Regions from separate parts of the Mus musculus genome. Here regions 1, 2, 3, 4, 5 and 7 are each linked to region 6. A link is a loop called in an ENCODE intact Hi-C map of the cell type or tissue named here. Cell type or tissue: left cerebral cortex. All regions are shown on one strand.

Region 1 (4,000 bases), 190 kb before region 6:
AGACGGAACGTCCTGGAGCAGCTGAACAGGGCTGGGAACCAACCTGAGAGCTCCCCTCGAGCTCTAGCGCCTCTCACCTGCCTCTCAGCTCTGGTATTGAGGCTGCCTCTGCCCTCCTTAGACCAAGCCCTACCCCCAGGCCCCTGGCCCTTCTGTGTGCTCTGGTCACCCAGGGCCACTGGATGAGGAACTTGGAACTTGAGCCAGCAGCCAAGTCTCTAGGGCCAAGAAGGTGACCTAGGAGAGGGAAGGGAGGGTGGGAGGGAGGGAGAGAGAGAGGGGGGGTGGGGAGCAAAGCAGATTAACCCTTTCTCAGCAGGGCCAGGAGTAGGTCTAGGCTGAAGAAGTCTAGCAGGGCCTTCCGTCCCTTTTGCATTGCAAGGGAGAGAGCTTGGGGTGTGTTGGGATGAGGGGCAGGTGCTGGTTCTAGAAGAGCTGACAGCAGGGCAGCTTTCAGCCTCACTCAGCTCTACCTCTAGAGACATGGAGCCTCAGAAGAGGAGAAAGCCAGGAGGTCTGACCCCTCTCCAGCCCTCCACTCCCCTTAGACGCATCTCAAATTTTTTTAATCCCCTCTGAATGACTCCCCAGGTCCGTGCCTTCAGTTCAGTTATGCCATCCTGCCCATTTCTCCGCTTAAAACTCCTCAGTGTATCATGGTCAAGCTCACTCTCGGCACCCTCATTACTGACACTGCCGCCCCCACCCCCACCCCAGCCCAGCCCAGCATCCAGAACCTTCCGAGGCTCACCGGGCTCACCCACAGCCTAGGACTTCTTGCTCATTTCTTTTTCTCATCTCTTTTATTTTATGTATCATTACCATGCATGTGAGTTGGTGGTCAGAAAACATCTTTCAGAAATTGGTTTTCTTTTCCACGTTGGGCTCTCAGAACCAAATTCAAGCCTGGAGCTGGGTGGGCATAGTGGCTTGGGTCCCTGCTTTTGCCTGCTGAGTCAACTTGCTGGCCCTCTGATGCTGATGTTGTAGTTGTAGTTGTAGTAGTTGTTGTTGTTATCATGGTCTCATTCTATAGCCCAGGCTGGCCTGACATTTATCATGTCAATCAGGCTAGCCTGGAGCTAACAGAGATACAGCTGTCTCTGCCTCCCACATGCTAAGATTAAAGGCACACCACCCTGTCTGGTCCCTCTGATCACTTTTAAAATTTTATTATTGCCGGGTAGTGGTGGCTCACACCTTTAATCCCAGCACTTGGGAGGCAGAGGCAGGAGGATTTCTGAGTTCGAGGCCAGCCTGGTCTACAGAGTGAGTTCCAGGACGGCCAGGGCTATACAGAGAAACCCTGTCTTGAAAAAAAAAAAAATTCTTTTATTATTTTATTTTATGTCTGTGGGTGTTTTTTCTGCGTGTGTGACTATGTGCCACAGTGTGTGTCAAAATAAGAAGGTCAGAAGAGGGTGTCAGATCCCTTGGAACCAGAGTCTCAAACCACTGGAAGCTGGTTGAGAGCTGCTACATGGGTGCTGGGAAGGGGCCAGGCAGTCCCTGGAAGAGCAGCAGTGCTCTTCAGTGCTGAGCCATCTCTTTGGTCCCAGCCCCTCTGATCCTTCTAAGAGACAGGGTCTTACTGTGTTGCTGTCTCTAACCCCTGGGCTCCAATCATCTTTCTGTCTCACCTCCCAAGCAGCTGGGTCTGCAGGCGCACACCACTGCGCCCAACTCCCTGGATCTTTTTCAATACCCTATTCATATCTTCTCTGATGATTCCACAGGGCACAGTGCCTGCCTCAGGGTCAGTAACTTACTCAAAACATTGCAGATGTGAGGCAATCCACTCCTCTCGAGCGAGCACAGAGCCTTTGAGAGGGAGTGGTCGAGATGGAGAGGCTACATCGAGGAAAAAGAAGTAAGATAAACTAAATTAAAGGTGAATGGGCAAGATGGCCGCAGTAAAGGTAGGAGCTTGCCGACAAGCCTGAGCACCAAGGTTTGACCCCCAGAACTCACGTGGCTGGAGGAGAGGACTGACTTCCACACGTTGTCCTCTAACCTCCCAAGTGCACACTCCTACACAAACTACATAGAGAGATGTGGTATAAAAGGAAAGCCCACAGAGAGGCTGGGTCTGAGGAGAGATCAGCCACCTTCAACTGTTATTCTCTCCTGTACGAATGCGAATGCATAGATGCCCTTTCTGTCTGCTGCTCCATGGACAGCTTTCTCCTGCCTGCCAGGCCTTAGTTCTCAGGGGGCAGGGCTTGCTGTGCTGCCCTTCCTCAGGACAGTTGCAGAGGCCTTGGCTTAAGCGGTGCTGGCTGGGGTTGACCTAGCTGCCCATCTGCCTCTTTCCCACTAGAGGGCACTGTCTCTCTCCTTCAGACGACCTGGATTCACAAGCAGAAACTAAGGCAGAGGGAGCTTCAGGGTGGATTGAGGAGGCTGTGAAGAGAGACAGGAGCTTCCGAGGACACTGAGCTGATATAACTCCCCTCACACCTACACCAAGACAACCTTGCACTCCTATACATCGTCACACAGGCATGGACACACATACAGGCACACACATACACTGATGTGGATGTACATGTATACAGGTACATGCATGTGCATGTACTCGTATCGTATGCATGCACACACAGACGGTGCACACACTGTGCACACACACACACACACACACACACACACACATACACCCTGTGGGCACACACACAGACTGTGGATACACACAGAGAGACTGTGGATACACATAGAGATACTGTGGACACACACACACTATGGACACACACAGAGACTATGGACACACACAGAGGCCCCTGAGGAGATGACCAGGTGCACATGAACGCAGACCCACCTTTAATCCCAACACTTGGGGGGGGGGGCGCGAGAGGCGGGGCTTGCAGATCTGTGAGTCTGAGGCTAGCCTGGTCTACATAACACACGTTCTAGGCTCACCAGGGTTCTACAGTCATATATATGTGCATATGTGTATGCACTCTTGTCCATGTGTCCTTGTATGGACGTCAGAGGTTGGGTGACCTCGTCTATGAACATCCACCTTACATTAAAGTAAAATAAGTCAGTGAATAACGAGTCAGGGCTTTCCAGCCAAGGACGACTGTCTTCCTTCCCCACCAGCTGTGTGGCACCTGGGTGGCTCCTTACTTTCTCTGCATCCCTTCTGAACCTCACCTCCTTCCACATTGGGCAAGGTTTGGTGGTTTTCAACTAACTCATGGGTTCTTTACAGGGCCCTCGCCAGAGCGACCTCATCATCATTTGACAAGCAAGAGCTTGAACCGCGAGCTCAGGAGACGGCGCAATGGGTGACATGCTTGGAGCATGAGGATCTGGGTTCCAGTACCCACGCAGAAATTGGATAACTGCCTGTAATCCCAGCACTGGGGAGGTGGAGACAGGTGGAGTCTTTGGAGCTCAGTGACTAGCTGGGTCCTAGCTAATTCGTGAGCTCCAGGTTCGGTGAGAGAGTCTGCTCCCAAAAAGATAAATGAAGGGACTCAGCAAGCAAGAGCCCTGGATGCTCTTCTAGAAGACCTGGGTTCAATTCCTAGCACCCACTCACAACTGCTGGGGATCTTGTATCCCCTTCCATGGTGCACAGATATACATGTAAAATACAAATACATATAATAAAATAGAATAATTTTTCCCTCTTCCCTCTCCCTCTTGCTCCAGGCCTCGCTCTGTTTGGCCCCAAAATAGAATAATAGAATAATAATAATAGAATAATTTATTCTAGCCCTTTCTAGAGATGGGAGAAGACACCCAGCACTACACAGGCACGCATGAGCGAGTGTGCTTACCCACATTCATGCATAACACACACACACACACACACAGGGCTGAGCCACAAAAACCAATTCCAGTCTCCTAATGAGCAAGTACTAAGATTAGAGTTAGATGTGATAGTACACACCTTAAAAGGCAGAGGCAGGCGGATCTCTGTGAGCTCTAGGCCAGCCTGGTCTACAGAGTAAGTTCTAGGACAGCCAGAGTAAATAGTTCAAGAAATACCTCA
Region 2 (4,000 bases), 86 kb before region 6:
TTGTGACCCTTAGATTAGTTAGGCAGTAGCTGGAGAGAGGAAGTGTGAGTGAGGAAGGAAGGAAGGGGAAGGCCATAAGGCAATAAGGAAAGGCTGGGAGACCTGGATGGGGCCAAGAGTAAAGCCATCTCCTGTCTGGACCCTGGGATACCAGGGCTCTCCCCTTTGATTTAGCCACCACTTACAAGAAGAAGCAGAGGAGGTTAGAGGTCTGGCCTCTTCTGCCTTCACCTGCCCAAGAAGGCAGCAATAACGAAATGATCCTAACATGGTGTGATAAGGGCATTATGAATCACAGTGAACACAGCATCTTTAATCCCAGCTTAATCTCATTGCCCTGACCTGGGAACTTAGAAGCCTGGGTTCTAGATTCCGACCTGCCTCTGCCTGGTCAAGTGGCTTCCTTCCTCTGCAGGCTGCAGGGTCCACACGCAGTAACTGTCGGGCAGTGGGAACCGGAAGAGGGTGGAGCATAGGGCAGGGAGGAAGAGCAGAGATTCCTGGCGAGGAAGGACAATAAGGGATGGAGGGAGGGGCGTTGCCCGGTGCCTGTGGTTGCATGCCTGAGCACCTTACCCTGCCAGCCATAGGCATGCGCTGTGTGCCGGGCTCCAGGACTCCCTTGCGAAACCCGAGTGTCTCCTTTCAAGCAGTGTCTAGTTGCAAATCTCCCCCTCTCCCGAGACAAAAGCTGGGGCCCCACAGAGGGCTTTTGTTTTCGTTGCCCAAGTGGAAGGCTAATCTTTAGGTGTGTGTGGGCTCCCTGGGGATGGGAGTCACGCACACCCGCACACCCGTAGTCCTGGCTCTCCTCTCCCCCTTGTAGAGCCCTCCCTCCGGGCAAAAAGTCCTTGGATACCCAGTCCTTCCTTCCCTAGAGGTCAAGTCTAGGGGACTTGTTCTCTAGTTGACACGTTCCTTCCAGCAAGGAGCCCTGGCAAGTCTTTGGGCTGAGGACTGGTAGATTCTTGGGGAGTCTTCCCAGGGGGTCGTTAGAAGAGGTTGGAAACCAGCTTCCCACCCCTACCCCCATTCTGGGGCTGGCTGCAAGGGAGGACTCATCTGTAGCAGAGGAAGTGGATTTATTGCAGGTACAGGAGGGGAAGGCCAAAGCAAGAATGAAAGTCCCCCGCCCCGTATCACCACGGGCACTCGGGGTCACCCTCAGGAACATGCAGTCTCTGCACGTGAGGAAAGAAACACGCAGAGATGGACGAGCACTTTTACACCCTAATAAAATTAGATGCACTAACCACAGACCCCCCTCTCCAGGGTGGTCTCTATGCACCTCTCCCTAGGCACCAGAGCGGGCTCTCCAGAGCTCTCCGTCTCCCCACTGCCACGATCCCCAAGTGTCTGGTTCCCTGCAAGGGGCGAGCTCGAGGGTAGCTGGGGCCAGGGCTTCGGGGCCGAGGTACTGCCAGGTTCCCGGGCGAGCCCCTTCTTGAGGCTCACCGCGCTCGCAGGCGCAGGAGCAGCTAGCTACCCTGCACTGGGAACCGACGGCGGGCCAGGGAGAGGGAGGGGGCGAGCCGTCGGCCGGCTGCGCTGCACTGCGCTGCCGGGGCGCTCAGGCCTTGCTGCCGCGCGGCAGGCTCTGCGGAGAGTGCAGCTCCACCGACTGCCGCCGCCGCACTTCGCGTTCCTCCCAGTCAGTGTCCGGCTCCAGGCCCTTGAGCACCGCCAGGCGCTCCTGCAGGCTCTTGGTCGAGGGGAACAGCAGGTAGTTGTAGAGGAGGGAACCGATGACGGCGCCCACCAGGGGTCCGATCCAGAAGACCTGGGGAAGGGGGGGAGAAGGCACTGGCACCCGCTCGCCCAGCCCAGCCGGCAGCACCGCCTGGTCACGCTGCTATCCCGGTTAGTGTAGGAACTGGCCCTCCTGTGCCTCTGGTATTGTCAAGACTTATGCAATAAAGGTCATCACGAGCTGCCAAGGGCGACTTGTTAGTGTGTGGGGCTAGTGGGCAAGTTCTGAAGCTGGCTGTGAGTCCTGATTCCACCACTTGTGTGAACTTGGACAGTCACTGCCTCTGAGCCTGTATCTTTTCCCCCACAAGAATGCTCACTTCTGGAGATGAGGCAATTAAACGGGCTAAGGTTTGCAAAGCTCTGAGAAAACCGCCCAGCACACACCACACGCGGCTAACTGTTAAGTATGAATATCATTTACTGGGTTCTGAATGCCAGGCACTGTGTTATGGAAATAAGCTTGCTTAATTTCTCCCAAGAAAGCCAATAAAATACTGGCTGTTATTTTCATTTATAGGGAGGGACAGGGGAAGAATCCTTGGCACAGCTCTGTAGAGTGGAACCAAGGTTTCCCTGGACCCCAGGACAAATGGAGACCCCAGCCCTCCTGTGTGATATGGACCATAGTGTCTCTCTGGGGTGATTTCTAGGAATGGGGAAGGCAGAGATTTGGCCATTACCCAGTGATCATCAAACTTGCCAGTGACAACTGCTGGAGCCAGGGAGCGGGCTGGATTCATGGAGCAGCCGGTGAAATAGATCTGTAGTGGGAGGGGTGGAGGAGAGAGGGGGGTGAGGACAGGCACAGCATCCTCACCCTCCTTCCCAGAACTGAGGAAGCTTGGCCACAGCTTAGAGTGAACCCGTGAAGGTTGGGACTAGCAATCCACACCTTTCATCCCAGCACTTGGGAGGCAAGATCTCTGTGAGTTCAAGGACACCCTGGTCTACTCAGTGAGTTTCAGGACAGCTGAGACTGCCTAGTAAGACTCAGACTCAAAAAAAAAAAAAAAAAAAAAAAAAAGAAAGAAAGAAAGAAAGAAAGAAAAGGGAGATGGGGGTTGAACACTGACTGCTCTCCCAGAGGTCCTGAGTTCAAATCCCAGCAACCACATGGTGGCTCACAACCATCTGTAATGAGATCTGATGCCATCTTCTGGTGTGTCTGAAAACAACTACAGTGTACTTACATATAATAAATAAATACATACATACATACATACATACATACATACATACATACATCTTTAAAAAAAAAGGAGGGGCAGTGGTGGCGCAGGCCTTTAATCCCAGCACTTGGGAGGCAGAGGCAGGCAGATTTCTGAGTTCAAGGCCAGCCTGGTCTACAGAGTGAGTTCCAGAACAGTCAGGGCTACACAGAGAAACCCTGTCTCAACCCCCCCCTCTCCCTCCCCCCCAAAAAGAAAAGGAGATGGGGACTGTGGGTGGTTAATTCCTGGGCTTCCATTCACTTGAGACCAGAAGAATATCTGTCTTTCAGGGGGTCACAGCTTTTAGGGGACACAGGTTATGTGTCTTCCTTGGGTGTTCTGTGAGACAGTCTCTCTAGAGAGTCGTGTGTGTCGATCTCTACAGTGATATGTGGCTGTTTCTTTCGGGGACATGTATGTTTTAGTTCTTGTAGGGCAGCTGAAACCTGTGGCTTTGACTTACTTACCCCAAGGAGGTGGCCCAGGGTAACAGAGAAACCAATGGAGAGAGCAGGGCTACCCAGGTTGTCACTGCGGCGCTCATCAGTGGAGGCAAAGATGCACAGCACCAGCTGCATGGTCAGGAAGAGCTCCACAGTCACCGCCTGGCCGGCTGTTGCATTGTTGTGGAGCTGGAGAGAGAGGTGGAGGCATGAGTCCAAGGAGGCTGGTCCCACTGCCCCCTCTATCTGCTCACCTGCTTCCGGCTCCATGGAGACCTCGAGGAGGCAGAGAGCCAGAATACCGCCCCCTCTACCCTAATCATAACCACTGCCCCTTCTGAAACCTGGCCTCAAGGCAGAGGATGAACCAGGGACAGCCCAAGGCAGGGAGGTAGATCCCAGAACCTCATCCCAGATGAGGATGTAGAGGTTTGTGAGAGGGAAGAGATATCATGTTTCAGATTTTGGGAAGAGGTTCCTAACGCAGCTGGAAGCTTTGAACCTGGTTGTAGAAAGTCTAGTGTGATCTCTAGGTCATACTGATACAACAGGATGCTGGGGGTGGGGGTTGTCAATCTTTCTGTGGTCCCGTGG
Region 3 (4,000 bases), 280 kb before region 6:
TCAGGTGAGGAACACTTTTGAGTGTCCTCACTGGGTGGCTCTTTCATGACTGGCCCTCACCTCACACTTTAAACATACCCTACTAGTTGTGAAGTTCCTTTATCTGTTGTCCTCAGACCGTAAGTTGAGATTACCATCACCGCTGTCCCCAGTTAGTTCCTGGCTATTAGCCTTGTAGCTAAGTTTTAACCAATGTTCAGGGCTCTCTGGCAATTGAAGGACAGTTTAGTCCTCTGAAAACTGCCTGGTCTCTGGTTTGTTTCCTTGTTTAGGTAGATTTACAAGAGTTCAAGGTTTGCTCTGACCATTTAAAGTTGAGGTGGGGGGCTGGAGAGATGGCTCAGCAGATAAGAGCCCTGACTATTCTTCCAGAGGTCATGAGTTCAAATCCCAGCAACCACATGGTGGCTCACAACTATCTGTAATGAGATCTGATCCCCTCTTCTGGGGGTGTCTGAAGATAGCTACAGTGTACTTACATATAATAAATAAATAGGCCAAAGCGATCTGGGCCCAAGCGGGCTGGAAACAATAAATAAATAAAAAAATAAAGTTGAGGTGGTTTGTAAGATAAGGAAATGAGAGTTCTGGAGTCTAAGTATTTTCTTTCTTTTTTTTTTAAGATTTATTTATTTATTATATCTAAGTATACTGTAGCTATCTTCAGACACTACAGAAGAGGGAGTCAGATCTCATTACAGATGGTTGTGAGCCACCATGTGGTTGCTGGGATTTGAACTCCAGACCTTCGGAAGAGCAGTCGGGTGCTCTTACCCACTGAGACATCTCACCAGCCCCTCTAATTATTTTCTAATTACAGCTGTTGGTCTATATGACTTTGGGCAAACTATTCTGCCTCTTTGGACTTCAGTTTATTCCTTCATAAACTGCTACATGACAGATGTCATTAAAACTAGCGGTCATTTATTTTCCTTTTGCCTTGTTGCTTTTTTTTCCCCCCATTACCTTCTGCCTCAAGAGGGGAGAGGAGGAACCTTTTGTCCTGTACTGTATGCAAACTGGTCTTAAAAGGAAGGGACAATTCTCTCCCTTTGGTCACCCAAGTGCGGAGCCGTCAGCTGTGAAACACTACCTCCCACAGACACTCAAAAGGGAATGGGGGTGGGATGGGGAGGTCTCATGAAGTTCATTTTGGCCCTGAACTTGCAGAGAACGACCCTGAGCCCCAAGTGGGATTACAGTGGAGGCTGGAATTACAGGCTTTTAATGTAAAGATATTTCAAAGCCTTGTGTTTTCTCTGAGAAAAAGTGAAGGTAACTTTTAAGGCCTAAAGCCAAGGAGGGGGGTGGAGATCAAGGAAGTGCAAAAAAGGAGAAGGAGGAGTAGGAGGAGGAGTATGAGGAGGAGGAGGAGGAGGAGGAGGAGGAGGAGGGGGAGGAGGAGGAGGAGGAGGAATCAACTAGGATGAACAGCACAGCCGGCTGGCTGGGACACCGGGACTGTAAGTGATGATCAGGAACGTATAGCCGGGCCGGGAGCCAGAAAGAACTTGAATCTGCTGGACTAGGAAGAGTGTTTCCAAAAGGGAGAAACTAGCCTGAGGTAGGGGTGTGACCATGGTGATGTCGAACCTGCTGAAAGAAACTGGGCGTGGCTCGGGCTGCAGGTGAGGGGCGTGACCAGGACAGGTGGGCGTGGCCAAGAAGAAATGGGCACGCGGGGCGAGGCCGGGACCCACATGAGGGGCCTGGGCTGCTGCGACGGAGAAGTGGGCGGGAAGGCGGGATGGGCGGGGAGGAGGCCATCCTTGCGGGAGAGGCGGGCTGGGCGGCTGGGAGGACCCAGGGACGGAAGAGGGTGGCCGTAGGCCGGGCCCCGCCTCGGGGCCGCCTCCCAGCGGGTTCCTTTTGCCTTGACTGCCTCCGAGGCTGTGGCGGCAGTGGCCGCCGGGCGCGCGTAAGATGGCGACTGCAGCAGCGGAAACCCTGGGCCTCCTGTGGGGTTGGCTGTGGAGCGAGAGCTTCTGGCTGCCTCAGAACGTGAGCTGGGCGGACCTGGAGGGCCCGGGCGACGGCTACGGCTACCCGCGCGCCCAGCACGTGCTGTCGGTGTTCCCGCTGGCAGTGTGCATCTTCTCCGTGAGGATGCTGTTTGAGCGGTGAGCGTTGCTGCGCGGGGCCGGGGATGGCGGGGGGTAGGGGCGGGACGCCTGGGCCGGAGACCGAGGGCCGGAAGCCGAGGCGGCGGGGCGGGGGAGCCGGGGAGCCCGGGCCGCGGCGGGGATGCTCGGAGCCCGGCGACGCGCCCCTGGAGCCTGCGTGCGCGCAGACCGCGCGAGTCTAGGGTGTGGGCGAGTGAGAGAGAATCGAGGGGAGTGCTGGGCCTCAGAAGTGCAGATCACAGAGTCGCATGGAGCTCTCGAAGGCTGCCTCCCAATCTCCAGGAACCCAAGAGTGAGTCGTGCTCCCGCAGTGCCCGGCGAGAGGAACGGGAAGGGCCTGGGAGAACCAGAATTAGCTGGGGTCCTGGAAGCTTGTGGGTTCAGTGCAAGCGCCAGAGCTTCCGAGCGACGTAGGTGGATGCATGAGATGTAATGTTTGCTAAAGTTACTTTACTTCTGGGGTTTGAAACAACAGGATCAGTTAGGCCCCAAGCCCTGATTTGTTAGCGCGTGAACGTGTTAGTATGACAGCAGACGTCTGGCTAGGATAGGGTGTGGTGAAGCCTGAGGCTTCCAACATTTGGGGAAGGTGTCAAGAGGAACTGCTGAACGGGCCTTGGAAGCCTGAGATGGGAGAAGTGGTCATTTTGAAGGCGATGGAGCCTGAGACTTTATTGGAAACAGCTTTGTGAACCAGCTTCTAAGGTGGTAGTATTCACAACATACTTTGCCCAGCTACATGCTCTGGGCAGAAGATCCCCCCCACCCCACCCCCACCCCGTTCTTCAAAGGGCTAGTCTTATCTGCTGCCAAAAAGACACTGTTCTTCAAGGATCTGATGCGATCTGTAATGAGGATCAATCATAGCTGTGTTTTTGATAAAGCTTACTCAAACTCCAAGGAAGTACTTTCCTCGTAGGCAGAGACGCCTTCTGTAAAAACCTTATCTAGAACAAACACGACACTGATGCCAGAATTCCTTTTCTAGTGTGGAGATGTGGTTAGACAAAATAATCCATTACTCAGAAGTATCTGTTTTGGATTACTTCTTTGATTTGTCTACAAGGGTTTTTTTTCTTATATCCAGCTAGTCACTAATCTGTATTTAGTAATACTATTTATCTCTTCTAAAAGTGCTATGCCAGACACTCAGATGCAAAAAGTAAATATATAATAAATAGATTAAGTGAAACTCAAAGTCTTTTCTGGGCCCCCAAGAATTTACAGTTTTTCAAGATAACCATCATTATCTTAAGTATCCCTGAGGTGGAGGTGGAGGTGCAGGCTTAGGAGAAAACTGGATCCTGCTATTCTCTTCCATAGTGAGGGCTGAAAATGAAATGCAAGAACTATCAAGAAAAGAGACAATCCAATACACTTTTCCATTGTCATAAGAATAGTCTTTGTTTCTCATACAGATATATAACAAGCTTTGTGACTTACCTCTGCTATCGGCATACACACACACACACACACACACAGAGTATATATTCCAATTCTAAAGGGTTCCCCCAGATGGCTGGAGACTATTCCCTGGAGGAGTCACTGGAAAGGATCCTTCCCCTATGGGAATTCTGTCTGCATGTTTCTATGGTACTCCAGTGTCAAGGGGATGAACAGGCATTCTTTCTAATGTGATATTTCTTATCCAGTAAGGACAAGCAGCTTGTTTGTTTAGTGTGTGATCTTAGGAAAAGTTAACCCTAGAAACAATCTTGCTATTTTGTTTCCCTTGAAGACCAGCTATCTCAGAAAGTGCTTGGAATTGACTGCTGTTCTGTGTGCTGTCTTCCATAAAGGAAACAGAAGCTATTCTTAAAGTACAGTAAAAGCCTGTCTAAGGGGTTGGAGAGATGGCTCAGCCATTAAGAACTGTG
Region 4 (4,000 bases), 170 kb before region 6:
ACATCTGGGGAGGGGCCCTGCCTGTATCCTCACCTTCTGTGTCTCCAGTTCTCAAACAAGCACAGGCATAGGCGCAGGCTGTGTGTGTATGTGTGTGTGTGTGTGTGTGTGTGTGTGTGTGTGTGTGTTTGGGAGAGGATGGTAGGCTGCCTGAGGTGGATGTAGGAATGGGGGGGGGGGGCGCGGTTCCCTATGACAGCCAGTTATCCCCGCCCCGAACGCACCCCCTCCAGTCCAGCTTCTCGTCGCAGTCATATTCCCGGCTCGGCCCCCCGCCCCCTCCCCATCCGCCGAGCCTCCCCAGAAGCTGGAGAAAGCTACAGTGGAGGAGAGTCTCGGCTTTGGGGCACCAGGAAGCCCGGGGCCCAAGGCAGCGGGGTCGGAAACCCACCTGAGGGGGCTGGGGAAAGCCGGCCGCCGCTGCAGGTCCTGGGGCGCGAGGCGGTCCGTGGGCTCAGCGCCGCGCGGCGGAGGGGCTCATGGCCCGGAGCCCGAGCCGCCGGCTGCCGCGGCACCCGCGTAGAGCCCTGCAGGGAGCGGCCCGCTCGGCCAGCTCGGCTCAGCTCGGTCCGCCGCCCGCGCGCGCTTGCTCGCTCGGCTTGGTCCGCCCGGGGCTCGGCGCGCTGGCGCTGCGCGGTGCTCTCAGCCCCGGGATCTGCAGGGATCCATCGTCCGGCCGGGAGGCGGCGGGAGGGGAGGAGGAGGGGAAAGGGTGCGCGTGCGCGCCTACGAGTGTCTGCGAGGGTGTCTCTGGGCCGGTGTGCGCGGGGGGCCCCCGGCCCGGGAGCGGAACCGAGGGCTCCCCCCGCTGGCTCGCCTCCTCCCGCCGCTCTCAGCAGAGCTGCCTCGTTCGGATCCCGGAGCCGGCTCCGCTCTCTGCTTGCGAGGCCCTGTGGCTTGTGTGTGTGTGCGCGTGTGTGTGCGTGTGTGACTATGGGGTGTGTGTGTGTGCACGCGCACGTGTGCGCGCAGGAAGGAGGGTGTCTGCCCCCAGCGTCCCCCTCCCCACGTTGTCTCCTTCGGATCGAAGCTCCTGCTTCTTGCTGCTGCTGCTTCCTCTGATGGCACATGCACACGTGTACACACACACACACACACACACACACACACTCCGAGTCACAGTCACACTTGACTGATTCAAGCATTTGCCTGTGTGGAGATACAGGCACATTCAGACCGGAGTCTTACCTTGCCACTCAGCCATCCACACATCACATACACCTACACATCCCTGAAGCCTGACCCTCACACGAGCACTTACCTGTTTGTACACATTCACTCACCTGCTCTTATTCCTGCTTCCCACCTTCATGTGACCCACACACATGCACATATATAAATACCCTTGGCCACCCAGACCCCATTTGTATATCAGTGGATTTCTTAAGCAGCCCGTGTGCAAGTGCCTCATTGGCAGATCTATAAAGCAGAGAGGAACAGAGAGAAGAAAAGAGACATGGCCAGAAGTGAGGGCAGATGGGGCAGAAGTAGGGAAAAAGAAAAAGATACAAAATGAAGGCTGCAAGGAGGAGTGTGTTCTGGGATGGACCAGAAATCTGAGTCCTGAAACCTGGAGGCTGCTCCTGTAGCTGTCACCTCTCTCCTTCCCTCCCTCTTTCTTTCTCCGAGGCCTTGGGGGGGGGGCCCTCCCTATCCAATTAGCAGAGAAGGAGCAATCAAGGGGAAGTTGTTAATTTGCTGATGCTCATTAGGAGCTCTTAACACAGAGGCTGTTGAGGTCTGATGGTGTCAGATGATGGTGTGGTGTGTGTGTGTGTGTGTGTGTGTGTGTGTGTGTGTGTGATGCAAGATCAGAATTATATCCATTGCAGCTCCTTTGCTCCACTTACAGGCTGGTGAAGCTCTGAGAGAAGGAAGGTGAGAAGCAGGTCTCAGGGACATGGTTCTGGGTTTGAGTTTGAGGAATGAACCTGACATAGAGGGAAGAAGCTGATGAGAATTTGTGAGGGGTTGGGAGTAAGAGGTACCCTAGAAACCAGTGAAGATGTCTCTCCAGGGATAGGGGTTTAGGTCTGGTGAGAGATTGAGGTCCATTCAGCAGGACCCAGAGCGCCAAGCTGCCAAAATAAAGATAGTATCTCGCCTTCCGGCTGGGGAGCTGTCCAACGGCACAAGCGCTGCTGGTGGGCTGCCATGCCCCTGGGCAGCCACCAGGTGACAGCACTCTCTCGGATACTTAAACTCCACTTAAAGGGCAATGGGGGAGGCGGCCTGTGAAACTAGGAATTACTCTAGGAGGGTCGCAAACGGGGTTTAAGTGATGATTCTAGCCCTGGGTCTAGTCTGGTTCCAGGCTCTCCAATGTCCTCGGGGGAGGGGAGGACCATCTTGGAACATCTGTAACATCTTTGCAAACCCCACAAGCTGAGCGACACGTGGAGCCTCTTCTAATGGCTGCAAATTGCTTCAATCACCTGGGATGTTACCGAGGGAGCAGGGAGCAGCGTGGGTGGAGGGAAGGAAGGTGATGAGGTGAGGTGGCGGCAGGCGAGGACTGATTGAGGCCAATGAACAGCCGCAGGAGTAGTCCGGGGAAAGATAAAAGGCATGAATCAGGTATCCAGGCTCCAAGAACAGGACCTGACCCCACCACGCAATACCACCGGCAGGACCCTTGGCCAGTCCAAGCTTCAGTTTCTTCATCCTTATGATGAAGGTTGTATTTATTTCACCTTGTTTTTCAATGATTATGTGAATCACTGATGGAAAATGCATAGTTCATTGATCTGTGTTTGTAAATCCCCAGTAACAAATGTTACTGGCACTCTGATTTAGATCTGGAAGAAAAAAAAATAGCCATATCAGCCATATCAGGACAGACTTCGAGATGGTAGCTCCTAATTCGGGGAGTTGGGTAAGTTTTTCTTTTTCTTTTTTTGTTTTGTTTTGGTTTTTCTTTCTTTTTTTTTTAAGATTTATTTATTTATTACATGTAAGTACACTGTAGCTGTCTTCAGACACTCCAGAAGAGGGAGTCAGATCTCCTTACAGATGGTTGTGAGCCACCATGTGGTTGCTGGGATTTGAACTCCGGACCTCTGGAAGAGCAGTCGGGTGCTCTTACCCACTGAGCCATCTCACCAGCCCCTGTTTTGGTTTTTCGAGACAGGGTTTCTTTGTATAGCCCTGGCTGTCCTGGAACTCACTTTGTAGACCAGGCTGGCCTCGAACTCAGAAATCCGCCTGTCTCTGCCTCCCAATGGAGTTTAATTTAGATCAAGTAAACCTCAAACTCAGTGGGTGGAGCTCAGATCTCCAAACTTTTTGTTTTGTTTTGAGACAGTCTTACTGTGGCACCCTGGCTGGTCTAGAACTTACTGGGTAGACTACGCAGGCCTCAAACTCAAAGAGATCTGCTTGCCTCTGTCTCCTGAGTGCTGGGTAAAAGGTATAAGCCACCATGCCTGCCTGGGTGGCCAAACTTTTTTTTTTTAAGTTATTATTTCTTTTATGTATATGGTTGTTTTGCTTGTGTATATGTCTGTGTATCACATGAATGCCTGGTGCCTGTAGAAACCAGAAGAGGGCACTAGATCTCCTGAACTGGAGTTGTGTATAGTTGTAATATGTTAATATGTGGGTGCTGAGAATTGAGCCTGAATCCTCTGGCAAAGCAGCCAAGGCTTTTAGCTATGGGGCCCTTCTACAGCTCCACCGTAAGTTCTTAAAACTCCTAAGTCTCCTCAGAACCAGTCTGTCTGAATCAAGACTTCATTACAACAACCCCTAGCCTCTGGAGCTTGGTTTTTACACCTAAATTCCTCGCTCTGTCGTCTGAGGGGAGATCAGCCCTCATGGGTGCCACTCTCTTCCAGCCCTCTCCACTGCAGCAAACATCTCCTACAGCTTTCCCTGTGTCAGAGGCAAGGGCAGTCCTTGCCTCAAGACCTCTCAGCATCAAAGCGGAGTTTGTTGATGACTGATTCTAGAACAAAGGTCAGTTGTGAAAGGCACGGTGGTGGGGGAGTGCTGCAGAGAG
Region 5 (4,000 bases), 99 kb before region 6:
GGGGCCTGCTTCTCTGCCTTCTCCTGGGTTGAGCCCAATAAAAGGAAGGGCGTTTACCACAGCCCCCTAGCCTGGCTTGGGGCATGTTCCAACAGCATGGTTCCTGTGTGGAAAGCTTTGGGTAAGACAAATGGGAGCTTGTGTACTGCGCCCCTCACCTACTGCTTGGCCTCTGTGATCTCAGCACCTTGCTGGTAAAACAGGTATTGTTTTGTGCCCATGTGTTGGGAGAAGCAGCTGCAGACACCTGGTAAGTGCCTTTAGTCAGAACCGCTATCAGGTTCGCCTCCAGGGCACAGCAGTGAAGATTAGCGGGAAGGGGAAGGGTCTTGACCTCCGTGGCAGGTCAGGGCCAAGTGCTCCCTGCAGCAGCCTTGCTCTGGTTTCTGAGGCAAAAGGCTCCTAGTGCAGAAATGGCTTCTTTCAAGACCACATAGGACACAGCCTCCTTGGATCCTGCTTAGCCTGGGACAAGGTCTTTTACCCACTAAGGGCAGGCAGTCATTGTCCAGTTCCTGTTTTTCCAGCCCCAACCAGCATTTTCCTGGACCCAGACGTTCCTGACTCTAGTGCCAAGCTTAGAGCTCAGAAGCCTTTTGTCCCAGCCCCACACCTGGCTGCTCCGATGGATGTCCCCTCCGATGGATGGAGCCTTCTCAGCCCTAGGGAGGTGAGGCCAGCAAGAGAGAACAAAGGGAAGAGAGGAGCTCAGAGTTACTCCCCCCCCCCCCACTCTCACCAAACACTGGTAGGCTGCAAGGTCAGGTCGGATAGATGCTCTTGTTGACCAGGGAGGGGGCTGAGCTGAGATCCGATCCTCCCTCAAATCCTTTCTCCAGCCCAACCATCTAACCAGTTCCCTTCTGCCCACCCTGCCCACGTTTAGTTCTCACCCTCTTCCATCTATCCCAGCGCCTTGTCTGTCCAGCCCTGATGGAAACTGGCAGCTTCGGAGGGAGGCATAGATTGCGGAGGAGGGACTGCCTTCAAATGGAGAATGTGAGTTCTTCCTACACTCTATCTTCAGGCGGAAAAGTGTCTCAGAGAGCTGGCAGAGCATGTGTGACTGGGTATGGCTTCATACAGGTGTGCTGGAGAACACATGTGGCCTGGCCTGGCTCTTTGAGGGTGAGTGGTGGCCAAAGGGGCGGGGGCGGGGTGGGGGGGTGGGGCGCCACTAGGACACACCTGGAATGAGCATGCCCTTGCTGAGAGAAGAGGAACACACAGGGAAGATATAACCTCCCCAAGCACAGTTGACAGCCAGTGCCACAGCTTGGAGCCCCAGAGGCATTCAGGATTAGTGTGTGTGCTGGCATAGGTCTTTGTCAGTCCAGGAACCATTACATGCAGGTGCGCAGTGCCCCCTGCTGGCCAAACAGCCCAATCACTGCAACCTACCAGCCCTAAGCCCTGGTTGTATCCTCACCCAACAGCAAGGAAAATGTCACCTGCAGGAAGCTGCAGACCTGTTGGTAACTCCCTCTGGCTAGATGCCCCACCCCTGCTGAGGATCAGTCTCTCGTAGGCTCCCTGTGCACCCTGTCACACACCCCTTGGGGGTCCATTAGAGTGGGGTATGCAAATCAGAGCTGTCTGAAAGGAGGAGTGAAGCTTTGTTCTCTTCTAAGCCTTCTCCTGGGTAGTGAAGTGAGTGGGCTAGTGAGAAGCTGCTCCCTGGTGGCCTCGGGAACCTAAGCCCGAGACACCCTTGTAATCTTGAAGAACCCCATCCTTGCCTGGCCAGAGCCCAGTCCCAGAAAAAGCTTCAGTATGGATTTGGTGGACGAGTCTGCCCCCTGCTGGCTGGAACTGGCGCTTGCAGCCAGCAGGGCAAGTTCCTTCTCCACCCCCATCTCGTTGCTTGATTTTCCAATGAAGCCAGTGGGGCAGGTAGGCTTGGATCTAGTGTTCCTCTGCCTTTCCACCCCGGGATGTTTTGAAGGAGGGCTGAGTGGTTCAGCCTCCCAACCTGGGTCTGCAGTTTCTTCCCACTCTTGTTCCCTCCTACTCTTCTGAGGCAAAGCTGAGGAGCGAGGGAGAGGATTTGCCGAGGAGCAGCGGACTCAGGCAGTGTCTGGAGAGCAGACCTGCTCACCCGTCTCTCAGAGGTGCTGTCCTTACTAGTGTCTAACCCTCCATTCACTGCTTCATTTTCTCCTCAAGGCAACCCATGTGGCAGATAAATACCAACATAAGGGTCCATCATTCCAGTTGCAGCAAGGTTGGTCAGTGGTGGCTCAGCCTTTAGTCCCAGCACTTGAGGGGCAGAAGCAGGCAGATCTCTGAGTTTAAGGCCAGCCTGGTCAACAAAGCAAGTTCCAGGACAGGACTACACAGAGAACCCTTGTCTTTCAAAACAAGCAAACAAAAAAGACTTGGATGCCAGCGGCTAGTTTCCGCTCTGGGCTCCTTAACCAGGACTCTGGGAACTGCGCGGTCTTGTGTCCTTACCCTGTTTCTCACAGCGAGGCAGTCAAAACCAAGCACCTCAGCCTTACCTCATCTGGTTCCCACTCCTCCCGGAGAAGCAGGCAAGAACAGGACAGGAGGGGAGGAGGGTGTGATGGACCACTCCCTACCCCCAAAGGGCAAAAGTGACCTGGGAAGGAGCTGGGTAATGTTGTGAATGTCTGAACATCCTCCCCCCACCCCCGCCCCCTGCACACTGCCTCTTGGCAACACCAGGAGACCCAGAAAAGGAAGCTCCGGGTGAGGACTCTTGGGAAGCTCTGGCCAGTCATCCCTTAGGAATCCCAAGGAGCTGTGGCTGGCTCACTTCTCCACTCCGCCTGGCACACTCAGGTGCTCCTCAAGTGGCGGACTTGACATAGCTGAAGGGATGGTTGGGAGGGACGCGTGACTCTGACGTGGACCCTATTCCTAGCCCTTGGCCCTCTCCGGGTCTCTTGTGCTGTTTCTGTATCCTTCGGTCTCTACATTTGATCTCTCCTCCTGCCAGCTCTCCGGTCCTCTCAGCCTTCCTGAGCTTCAGCTTTTCTTCCTTTTCTGAGGTCTTGTCTCCTGGTTTTCTTGGTAGTCTCAAGTGAGCATGAGTGAGGGTGTGACATCGCAAGTGGGAGATGTGACTGGCCACTGTCCCAAGAGGCTTTTGGAGGGAGATGAAGGCACAATATGAAGATTGGTGGTTTATTGGGAAACGCCCAACCCGAATACCAGCAGCGTCCCCCCCATCCTCCGCCCCATCTTAACCAGAAATAAATAAGATGGCACTCGACGAACCATCTATCTCTCTCCTGAAGAGCTCTCAGGCAATGTCCCCTCTGTCTACCTGGGGGAAGGCTTTGGCACATGAGATACTGGGTTGGAGAGATAAACAGGGCTATCACCCCTTTCTGGGATGGTCCTGAACTGCTGTGAGCTTGGCACTGCCTTCACAATCTCTGAGGTCTGAGCTGTGGCAGTCGTTCTGCCTAATTCCAAAGAGGCCCTGTCCCTGGCCCACACCCAAGTGTCCCATCATGGGCTTCTGCTCCCATCCCATCCCCGTGTGCGGCATGGGGATCCAATGCTGCCTCTCCAGCTGAGAGGATGCTAGGGAGAGGTGCTCCAAACTCTTCGTCTTCCTTTTCTCCAGTGGTCCAGGGGCTGAGGGACTGGCCCCTGCCCGGTGCCGGTCAGTGTGCCGTCAGCTCGATGGTCTTCTTCCGCTCCTCTCTATGATCTTCCCAGTCCTCCTCTGGCTCATATGTGCCTTTGACCACAGCCACACGGTCGTGGAGGCTCAGCGAGGAGGGGAAAAGCAAGTAGAAGTAGAGGATTGCAGCCAGGACGGCCCCCACGATCGGTCCTACCCAGAAGACCTGTGAAGACAGAGTTAGATCAGAGGAGGAGCCTCAGGGCTCAGGGACCATGATCTTCCCCACCAGAGCACAGACCCCATGGACCCTGAAAGGAAATGGACGCATAGATCTCCAGGCCTCCAGAAGGAACGGTGTCTTTCATCTCCGGGGCTGATTACTGTGAACCAGTCCTTACT
Region 6 (4,000 bases):
TGAAGAGTAGAGGCATCCATTTCCCTCCCCCCAGCTTCCCTGGCCACTCAGCCCAGAGTCCCTGGGCCCTTGCCCCCTTATCTCCACATCTCTGTAATTTGGAAGCTGTCCAGCTAATGGTCACAGCCAGGGCCAGTCCCTTGAGCCTATCCCTTGCGATGAGGCCAGAGCTCCTTATCAACCTCCAGGCTGCTGGGATCTCAGGCAGAGTGTGCGTCAGCCACCCTGCCCTGGCTGACTGCCTGTTGGAGAGGGGACCAGGGGCCCACACCTGGGGCAGCATGTGGGCGACACATGCACCCGGCCAGCTCTAGTCCAGTGGAAAGTTACTGGGTGAAGGCTACAAGGCCCTGAGTGGATGCAGGGGACCCTGTCTGCCCCAGGAAAGGGGACTAGGTAGCCCATCCATTCCCACCCCTACCCTTTCCCACCCTGCCTACTCCAGCCTTTGAGAAATATTACAGAAGCATTTGAAATTTTGTTCCATCTTGGATATTTGAGGAGGGAGGGTGGTATGGAGGGACAGTTGGGGTGGGTGCTGGTTCAAATGAGCCTACTTGCAGCAGTCCAGACTGGTCCTGCAGGGTTATCGGCATATCCCCATTTCAGAAGCAAAGCCAAGTAGCTCCGGAAGGCTTGGATAAACCCACTGTCGTCTAATAAACCTGAGGGACAGCCCACAGCTACTTCCTCCAGTCTGAGTCTGGGCTGGATTGAGACTTGTGTAGCCCATAGGTGTGTGGGTAGACAAGCACTGACATCTCCGGGGAGTTGTGACACCCCCACCTGCCACTGTCACCCAGCCTGCGGATGCCAAACTCTTAGCTTTTCCCTCCCTGGAGGTCAGCTGGGAAGCAGGGTTCTTGGCTTCTGGTTCTGACCCCACTGCCAACAGACTTATTACTCTCTGTGACTCTGTTTTCCTATCTGCAAGATGGAAGTCCCCAACCGGTGCCAGTGGGGCAGGGAGAGAGGCACCAAGACACTTGGCTGACTTCCTCCTCTGCTTGTTCCCCTTTGAGTGCCTTTCCTAATCTCCAGCTTCAGTTCTAGAAAGGTTTAGAGTCCCTCCCCCACCCCCACTGACATGTCACCCTCACACTGGCCAGTTTCCCAGAATCCACTTGTCCAAGTCCTCTTCTGAGACAATTTATGCAGAGAGCGAGGATTGAGAAAAATTTTCCAAGGCTAAGTTCCAAAAACCATTGGGGGAGGGGCAAGCCCTCAGCCATAAATAATGTGACCAGGGCACAAGTCACAGTGATCTCAAAGATGGCTGGTGACGGTGGGGAGGCACGGCGGCTGAACTGGCTCCAGGGCCAGAGAAAGCCTTGATGTTGACCCCTGGTGGGGCAGTGAGGAGTCCCAGGGACACCTGGGTGGGTCTTGGCAGGAGGAAGGGCGGAGAAACAAGAATGCAGGATTATGAGGAATGCGGGATTATGAGAAACCTAAACTGGGCAGGTGCGGCAAGCTGTGTAGGAGGAAGGACTGACGCCTCCTGGCCCCCCGCATTTTTAGCTTGGGTGTAGCCAGACCTATGACGGGGTAGATTAGATTTCATAAGGCTTGAGGGAGCCAGGAATATCTGATGTGAGGCTCAAAGCTCTCTGAGAAACCGTGACAGACCAGGATGTCCCCTCCGAGGCTCAAGATGGGACCAAGTAGGGGCATTAAGTCCCTCACTCCCCACACCAATTCCTGGGTCCATGCACAGCTTTTTCAGTATAGCCCAAGGAAGCCACAAGACATCCTTGGGTGTGGTATGGTTCTTCCATTCCATACCCTTTCTTCTGTGTTAGCCTGCAGGATCCCTTAAGTACCCTTATTCCAATAGGCCAGGGTGGGGGGTGGGGGCGTGTCAAGTTGGGAATTTTACACAAGGACTTTGCTGCCCCCTTCTGGCTGTTAGAGGAAAAGCAGAGTCTGGCTTTGCACAAACCCATCTCTATTCAGTCCCCTGCTCTGAGTGTCAGAGAATGGAGATATAGCACCAGGCACAAGGACTTGCCTGCTACACACCCAGACGGGCCTGCCCTTTTGGCATCAGCTCTTCAAGTTCCCTATCTCTTCCGTGTGCCTGTCTCCGGCCTCACCTGCCCAAGATCTGTGACTGATTGGAAATAATAAAAGCAATTACGAAGACACCTGGACTGTTTGCTTGTGGCCTCAACTGGCTTTGTGGAGTGAGCTGTAGGGTGGCTTTCTTGCAGGAACTACGTAAAATCCCCATCTTTGCTTTCCTGGGAAAAGGTGAGGGGTCCTCCTGCTCAGGACACCTTTGCCTGGGAGCATTCTTCACACTGACCAAATCTTATTGGTCCATGGGAACCTGCTCTTTTCCGGGCCCTACTGGCAGAAGAGTCTTTTTTGAACAAAGGTGTTTCCTTAAGATGGAGAGCCCGGACATTTCGCAAAGCAGTAGGTTTGAACCTATACAATGAGAATTTCGTGGGACTATCTTGTGCATCCCAGAGCTACAAAACTTACAGCACATGGGCAAAAGCATCATTTAAGAGGAGGGAGGAAGGGAGGGGGTGGAGAGAGGGAGGGATCTACTCCAACTGTTTTATTTTACATAGGAGGAAACTTAGAAGCAAAAGTTTCAGCGACCAGTCCAAGCTTATGCATAAATTACTGACAGAATGGGATCAAAGGACAAATCAGTTAATGATGATGTCATTAGATTTCCGTGGTGTACTGGGTAGTTTTATGTCAACTTGACACAAACTGGAGTCATCTGAGAAGTTAAGAAAATGCCTCCTTAAAATCAAGCTGAGGCGGGGCAGTGGTGGCGCACGCCTTTAGTCCCAGCACTTGGGAGGCAAAGGCAGGCAGATTTCTGAGTTCACGGCCAGCCTGGTCTACAGAGTGAGTTCCAGGATAGCCAGGGATACACAGAGAAACTCTGTCTTGGAAAACAAAACAAAAGATCATGCTGTAGGCAAGCCTGTAGGGCATTTAAGGCGCTGCCCATTGTGGGTGGTTCCACCTCAGGGCTGATGGTCCTAGGTTCTATTTAAAAGCAGGCTGACCAGGCCATGCAGAGGAAGTCAGTAAGCAGCACCCATCCATGGCATCTGCATCAGCTTCTGCCTCCAGGTTCCTACCCTGTGTGAGTTCCTGTCCTGACTTCCTTCGATGATCAACAGCAATGTGGAAATGTAAGCCAAATAAACCCTTTCCTCCCCAACATGGTCATGGTGTTTTATCATAGCTATAGTAACCCTAAGACATGTGGGTGTCCTGGTGTGTGGGTGTGTAGGAAAGGGACATGATCACACGGGAGGGGATTATTATTATTATTTATTATTATTTTAGCAAAAGCTCCCAGTGTATAGGAGCATGCCACAGCCACGAAGCAGCAGAAGGAAACAGCAGCTAAGAACATTTAGCCTCAGGGCCTAAGTAGATGCTCCACCCTCTCTTCTTTCCTCCCTATTTTTTTGCTTATTTGTTTTGTTTGAGACAGACTCCCCATGTAGCCCAGGCTGGCTTCAAACTCACAGTCTTGCCTTGAGCTAGGATTATATGCATGTGCCACCCTGCTTGGTTCATTAATGGAACCTGAGAAGGAGGCAGTGCTGAGCTATGGCATGGGACCAGAAGACCTCTGGCAGAGAAGAAATGGATAAAGAGTCTAAGTTGAGGAGAGGTGTCTTAGTCAGGGTTTCTATTCCTGCACAAAACATCATGACCAAGAAGCAAGTTGGGAGGAAAGGGTTTATTCAGCTTACACTTCCACACTGTTGTTCATCACCAAGGAAGTCAGAACAGGAACTCACACAGGATAGGAACTTGGAGGCAGGAGCTGATGCAGAGGCCATGGAGGGATGCTGCTTACTGGCTTGCTTCCCCTGGCTTGCTCAGCTTGCTTTCTTATAGAACCCAAGACTACCAGCTCAGGGTTGGCACCACCCACAATGGGTTGGGTCCTCCCCCCTTGATCACTAATTGAGAAAATGCCTTACAGCTGGATCTCATAGAGGTATTTCCTCAC
Region 7 (4,000 bases), 80 kb before region 6:
ACGTAGAAGGCAGCTCGAAGGAAGGAGACATGGCAACCCACCAGGCACGCCACAGTCACAGCAGGGTTGATGTGGGCCCCGCTGACATGGCCCAGAGCCTGAACCAGGGTGCCAATGCCCAGACCAAAGGCCACGGCAATCTGGAGCACAGAGGGTGGGGAGCTGGCCCACTGGAGGGCTGAGCCAAGGCCAAAGAAGACGAAAAGGAGCGTGGCCAGGAACTCGGCCAGCACCGCTCGGGAGAACGCTATGGACCGGAGTTCCCACATGCTGCTCGGCCTTCTGAGCGCTGGCCAGTGGTCTGGGCCACGGGGGTGGCTCTTCCTCCCTCCCTCTCTCTTTCTCTTCTCTCTTCCTCTGGGCCTCCGGAGAGGCTAGACTGTGGGCACTTATAGGGCCTTCCTATCGTAGACCTGGGCACGTGGGGTGGAGGAGGCGTTCCTGCCAACCCTGTGCTCCCCCATGGCGGACTTGCCCCCATCCCTGCTCCTGCCCACCCGAAGGCCTATCACCCCATCTTAGCTTTCACAGCTGACTAATGTTCTCCTCATTAATGGACTCCAGATAAGGATTGACGTCTCTGTTTTCCTCGTTTTTTCCTCAGTTACCCCATGGAGCTGCCTCAGGGCTGCCCCAGCCCCCACAATGACCACCAGCACCAGTTCCTGCAGAGGAGGCTGTGTCCAGTGACCTTCTCTTTGACTAAAAGGCTGGCCAAGGAAGGGGCAATGCCTTACCCCAAACTGTGAGGAAATGTGGGCGCTGCCTTTCCGCGGACTGGATGGTCTTTCTTCTGGAAGAGGATGGAAAACAACTGGCTGGCCTGGGACAAATTTCCAAGGCAAAAGGTCTTGGGCTTGCTTTCTTGCAGTTAATCACCCATAAGTCATTATGTTCCACCTTCACCCAGGAATCTCAGCCAGAGAGGAACTCCCATTGCCTGGAGCCAAAGGTGGCTTCAGTGGCCCTGGGACCCTAGCCCTGCGTGATAGAGTCACCAAGGTCAACTTAGGAACATGAGGGTTTCTGTTCTGCAGCACACACTCATGTCGTTGAGATGTGACAGTTCTGCTCTGCCTGTGTACATGAGATAATAAAACTATCTCATAGGACAGAGATTTGCATTAATATGGCTCCTGGTTCTCAGGAAGAACTCAGGTTTTGTCAGCTATTGCTCAGTGCTATTTGCATTTTGAGGCAAACAGGTCTCCCCCAAACTCAGAGTCTCCAAGGCTACAACAGGCTCTAGATACCATCTCGAGCTCAGAGCCACCCTTACCACAGGAGGAAGATGTTTCTGGAGTTGCAGCTAGCTCTCCAGGCTCAAGGAGGCCATGGTGCCTGCTAGTAACCTCTAGTCTTGGTGCCACTAAGCTTGGTCAGTGTTCTGCAAGGCCACTGCTGTCACAGCTCTGATGGCTGTTGAGGCTCAGAAGACGGACCTACCCTACGCCTCTTCTTTCTTTGGGGATCCAAAGGCAGGAGGGCCTACAGTGCATCCAGATGGCGGGCTTCTAGTCCTCCTGGCCAGCCACAATCCAAGGAACAGGAATGTGGGAGAAACCGATGATCGTAGGATAGAGATACTTACACTAAGGGGTGACTGAAGCCAAGGGAGGGCCTGTTACTCACCCAAGGTGCCCCAGAAGAGTGGTGGCTGAGCTCAGGCTAGAACCTAGAGAGGAGTGCTTTCCTGACACCCTCACTCCCCAGGCATGCTCTGAGCCCTGGTCTCCTCGCCCAGACAGCAATGGCAGTGATGTCCCTCCCATACATTTGTTTTCAGAATGTAGTAAGATGCACAAAAATCCCCCACATACACAACACGGGTCCATGCACATTTACCCCGACCCCCACATGACTAGCAACTCTTGCCATTAGGGGGAAAGACAAGAATGAGGAGGAAGAAACAATACATGACCCCAACAGAGGCCAGCTCAGAGGAGCCTCTGGGGATGTGGGCTCAGGTAGTACTCCCTGTTCAGGGTCCTCCTCCCCACTTCCATCCCCCACCCCTGCAATCCACGCTCTCCAGAAAGACTCAGAGGGAGGGTGGAAGAATCTTGCCTTGAGAAGGGTACCTGTGACTCTGTTTTCTTCTTCAACCATAGCACACCCAGAAAGGGTGGAGGGTATCAAGATTGGGCCTTGATGATACATACTATCTTGTATGTACTGTCTACCATACCCAGGGAATGTATCATGTTTTATCTTGATGATACATACTATCTTGTATGTAGTATCTTCCACCCTCCATGTGCCCAGTCCCTGCCTGGCTCAGGGGCACCTGGAAAACCCCCAGGCCATATTGAGCTGAACTGTGACAGTGGTTCCAAACCCACCGTTGACTATCGAGTTCCTGAGTGACCTTTGGTGAGCCACACACCCTTTCTGATCTATACACTGTGTATGATCATGAGAACAGCAGTCACTGGTTCTGACCCTAAACAGCACCGCCTCTAACCAACCTGGCGTCATGGTAGACCCATAATAGGTGTCGCTGCTTCTGTACAGCCCAGGAAACCACACACCAATTTGTGTGGTTTTGCCATACATCCACATTTCCACGGTGCGGGAGGTGTGGTTCTGTGGAAGAGCACTTGCCCAGGACATGGTAGTAAATCCTGGGTTCCATTCCCAGTGCCGAAAACAGCAGCAGCAGCAGCAGCAGCAGCAGCAGCAGCAGCAGCAGCAGCAGCAGCAGCAGCAGCAGCAACAACAACAACAACAACAACAACAACAACAACAACAAGTAAAACAAAAAAGCAAGGATGGGATCAGCCAGACCATGATAGCCATGGGTCTCATTTCACAGACTAGAACATGATGCCCGGAGACTGACTTCCAGGAGCGGTGAGAATATTCTGGTCTGATCCCAAGCCAGCGGGGAGGGGGAGTTCAGCCATAACCGCATGGTCTATGCCCCGGCTTTGTACTCAGCCTTCCTTCATGCCAGGGAAGCAGCAGCAGCAGCATCCCTACCGGAGGCCCAGCTGCGGCTGTGGGTTCGCATGCTCCCGGAGGCCGCCGCCGTATCCTCCCGTGTTTGCTTTTGCTTTTGTTTATCTTTACCCTTCCAGCCTCGCAAATTGTGGGTCACAGAACTGAATGAGGGGCTCACGCCAACCTTGGCCACGGTAAAAGGTTTCTGAATGCACAACAACAATCAAAATCAAACGTCTGATGGATTCCAAGCGTTCTTGGTGGGGTCAGCTGTGCTCCATTGTGAGACTTGACTGCTCAGCCTTGGTTCTGGACACAGCTCATGCACTTTGTAGGCACATGGGGTACACACTCCCCAAGGCCGGCAAACCCGGCCTGAAGCTCCTTGGTGAGATCTGACATTGTTGTGTTGTGACTTGCAGTGTTTTTTTTGTTTTTGTTTTTGTTTTTGTTTTTTTACTGTACGTAGTCAGCTTTTTGTGCTTATAGAAATGTGTTGGTTTAATTATGAAAATAGACCTTAATATTTTCCCACCGTTATTTCTCAGCATGTATCATGCTTGAATACCTGTAGATTATATCATGTTAGAATGTTTGATTTTAAAAATCTTGCTATTTGGGGGCTGAGGAGGAGGCTCGGTGCACCCTGATCACAGCCTGAAAGTGTGGCTCGTATCTGCAATCCCTGCACTTGGAAAGCTGAGGTAAAATGATCAGGAGTTCAAGAGTTCAAGACCAGCCTGGACTAATGAACAAGTTCAAAGCTAGCCCAGGCTATGTGAGACTCTGTTCCAAAACCACACATGCACAAATAAATTAATGAATTAAAAAAACAATAAAAGTTTCTGTTGGAGTTGTTGACTTCCATTAAAAAAAAAAAAAAAAAGAGTTGCTCAATGGATTTTGTCTTGTGATGAGGATAGAATTTCTGACAATTTATGAGCTGACTCTAAAGCTACTTTTTTTTGAACTACATATTTATATGAACCAGTGTTTCATATTGACCACCACGAAATCTAAATATAGAAAACACTGAAGATGTACATCTTGTAGTATC

What was found. Hi-C counts contacts between places; a loop is a spot of excess contacts. Peaks named below come from ENCODE experiments on the same cell type or tissue, not always from the same donor. Only the 100,000 strongest peaks of a DNase experiment are listed, where the experiment ranks them.
Region 1: it touches region 6 in a loop (3-fold over the local background); 28 of 42 quality-filtered maps call a loop at or near these places.
Region 2: it touches region 6 in a loop (3-fold over the local background); 21 of 42 quality-filtered maps call a loop at or near these places.
Region 3: a loop joins it to region 6, with 2.8 times the contacts of the local background. A loop is called at or near these places in 9 of 42 quality-filtered maps.
Region 4: a loop joins it to region 6, with 8 times the contacts of the local background. A loop is called at or near these places in 27 of 42 quality-filtered maps.
Region 5: a loop joins it to region 6, with 8 times the contacts of the local background. A loop is called at or near these places in 21 of 42 quality-filtered maps.
Region 7: a loop joins it to region 6, with 3 times the contacts of the local background. A loop is called at or near these places in 7 of 42 quality-filtered maps.

The regions. Positions count from the first base shown.
Region 1 is chr15:99,687,277-99,691,276 of GRCm38, reverse strand. All of the region lies in intron 3 of Asic1 (acid-sensing (proton-gated) ion channel 1), which reads right to left. Among named protein-coding and RNA genes, the nearest start is that of Smarcd1, 13 kb to the left of the region's middle. In left cerebral cortex, a CTCF peak has its summit at 2,310 (motif pointing right); a DNase peak (open chromatin) is centred at 2,352.
Region 2 is chr15:99,581,613-99,585,612 of GRCm38, reverse strand. It overlaps Aqp2 (aquaporin 2), which reads right to left. Exons shown (of 4, transcript NM_009699.3): 2 at 3,431-3,595; 3 at 2,433-2,513; 4 at 1,068-1,780. The coding sequence ends at 1,571. The region is part of intron 3 of Gm34765 (a long non-coding RNA gene); the gene reads left to right. Among named protein-coding and RNA genes, the nearest start is that of Aqp2, 4.6 kb to the right of the region's middle. In left cerebral cortex, a CTCF peak has its summit at 1,658; a DNase peak (open chromatin) is centred at 2,118; H3K4me3 peaks cover 251 bases.
Region 3 is chr15:99,770,303-99,774,302 of GRCm38, reverse strand. Cers5 (ceramide synthase 5) reads left to right here and starts at 1,788. Exons shown (of 10, transcript NM_028015.2): 1 at 1,788-2,120. The coding sequence starts at 1,924. In left cerebral cortex, a CTCF peak has its summit at 1,908; DNase peaks (open chromatin) are centred at 1,764 and 2,389; H3K4me3 peaks cover 1,875 bases; H3K27ac peaks cover 1,284 bases.
Region 4 is chr15:99,667,286-99,671,285 of GRCm38, reverse strand. Asic1 (acid-sensing (proton-gated) ion channel 1) reads right to left here and starts at 909. Exons shown (of 12, transcript NM_009597.2): 1 at 392-909. Gm34880 (a long non-coding RNA gene) reads left to right here and starts at 1,430. Exons shown (of 4, transcript XR_875662.3): 1 at 1,430-1,878; 2 at 2,537-2,875. In left cerebral cortex, CTCF peaks have their summits at 716, 2,173 (motif pointing right) and 3,551 (motif pointing right); DNase peaks (open chromatin) are centred at 198, 723 and 2,159; H3K4me3 peaks cover 1,207 bases; H3K27ac peaks cover 1,203 bases.
Region 5 is chr15:99,593,959-99,597,958 of GRCm38, reverse strand. Aqp5 (aquaporin 5) reads right to left here. Exons shown (of 4, transcript NM_009701.4): 4 at 3,130-3,824. The coding sequence ends at 3,639. It overlaps Gm34765 (a long non-coding RNA gene), which reads left to right. Exons shown (of 5, transcript XR_875660.2): 2 at 528-670; 3 at 913-999. Among named protein-coding and RNA genes, the nearest start is that of Aqp5, 4.9 kb to the right of the region's middle. In left cerebral cortex, CTCF peaks have their summits at 1,363 (motif pointing left) and 1,820 (motif pointing left); DNase peaks (open chromatin) are centred at 965, 1,375 and 1,762.
Region 6 is chr15:99,495,157-99,499,156 of GRCm38, reverse strand. It overlaps Faim2 (Fas apoptotic inhibitory molecule 2), which reads left to right. Exons shown (of 12, transcript NM_028224.4): 12 at 1-2,152. Among named protein-coding and RNA genes, the nearest start is that of Bcdin3d, 22 kb to the right of the region's middle. In left cerebral cortex, a CTCF peak has its summit at 1,907 (motif pointing left); DNase peaks (open chromatin) are centred at 776, 1,213, 1,408, 1,888 and 1 more place; H3K4me3 peaks cover 222 bases; H3K27ac peaks cover 1,746 bases.
Region 7 is chr15:99,575,422-99,579,421 of GRCm38, reverse strand. It overlaps Aqp2 (aquaporin 2), which reads right to left and starts at 366. Exons shown (of 4, transcript NM_009699.3): 1 at 1-366. The coding sequence starts at 269. It overlaps Gm34765 (a long non-coding RNA gene), which reads left to right. Exons shown (of 5, transcript XR_875660.2): 4 at 605-848; 5 at 2,642-3,770. In left cerebral cortex, no CTCF peak of the experiment used is centred here; no DNase peak of the experiment used is centred here.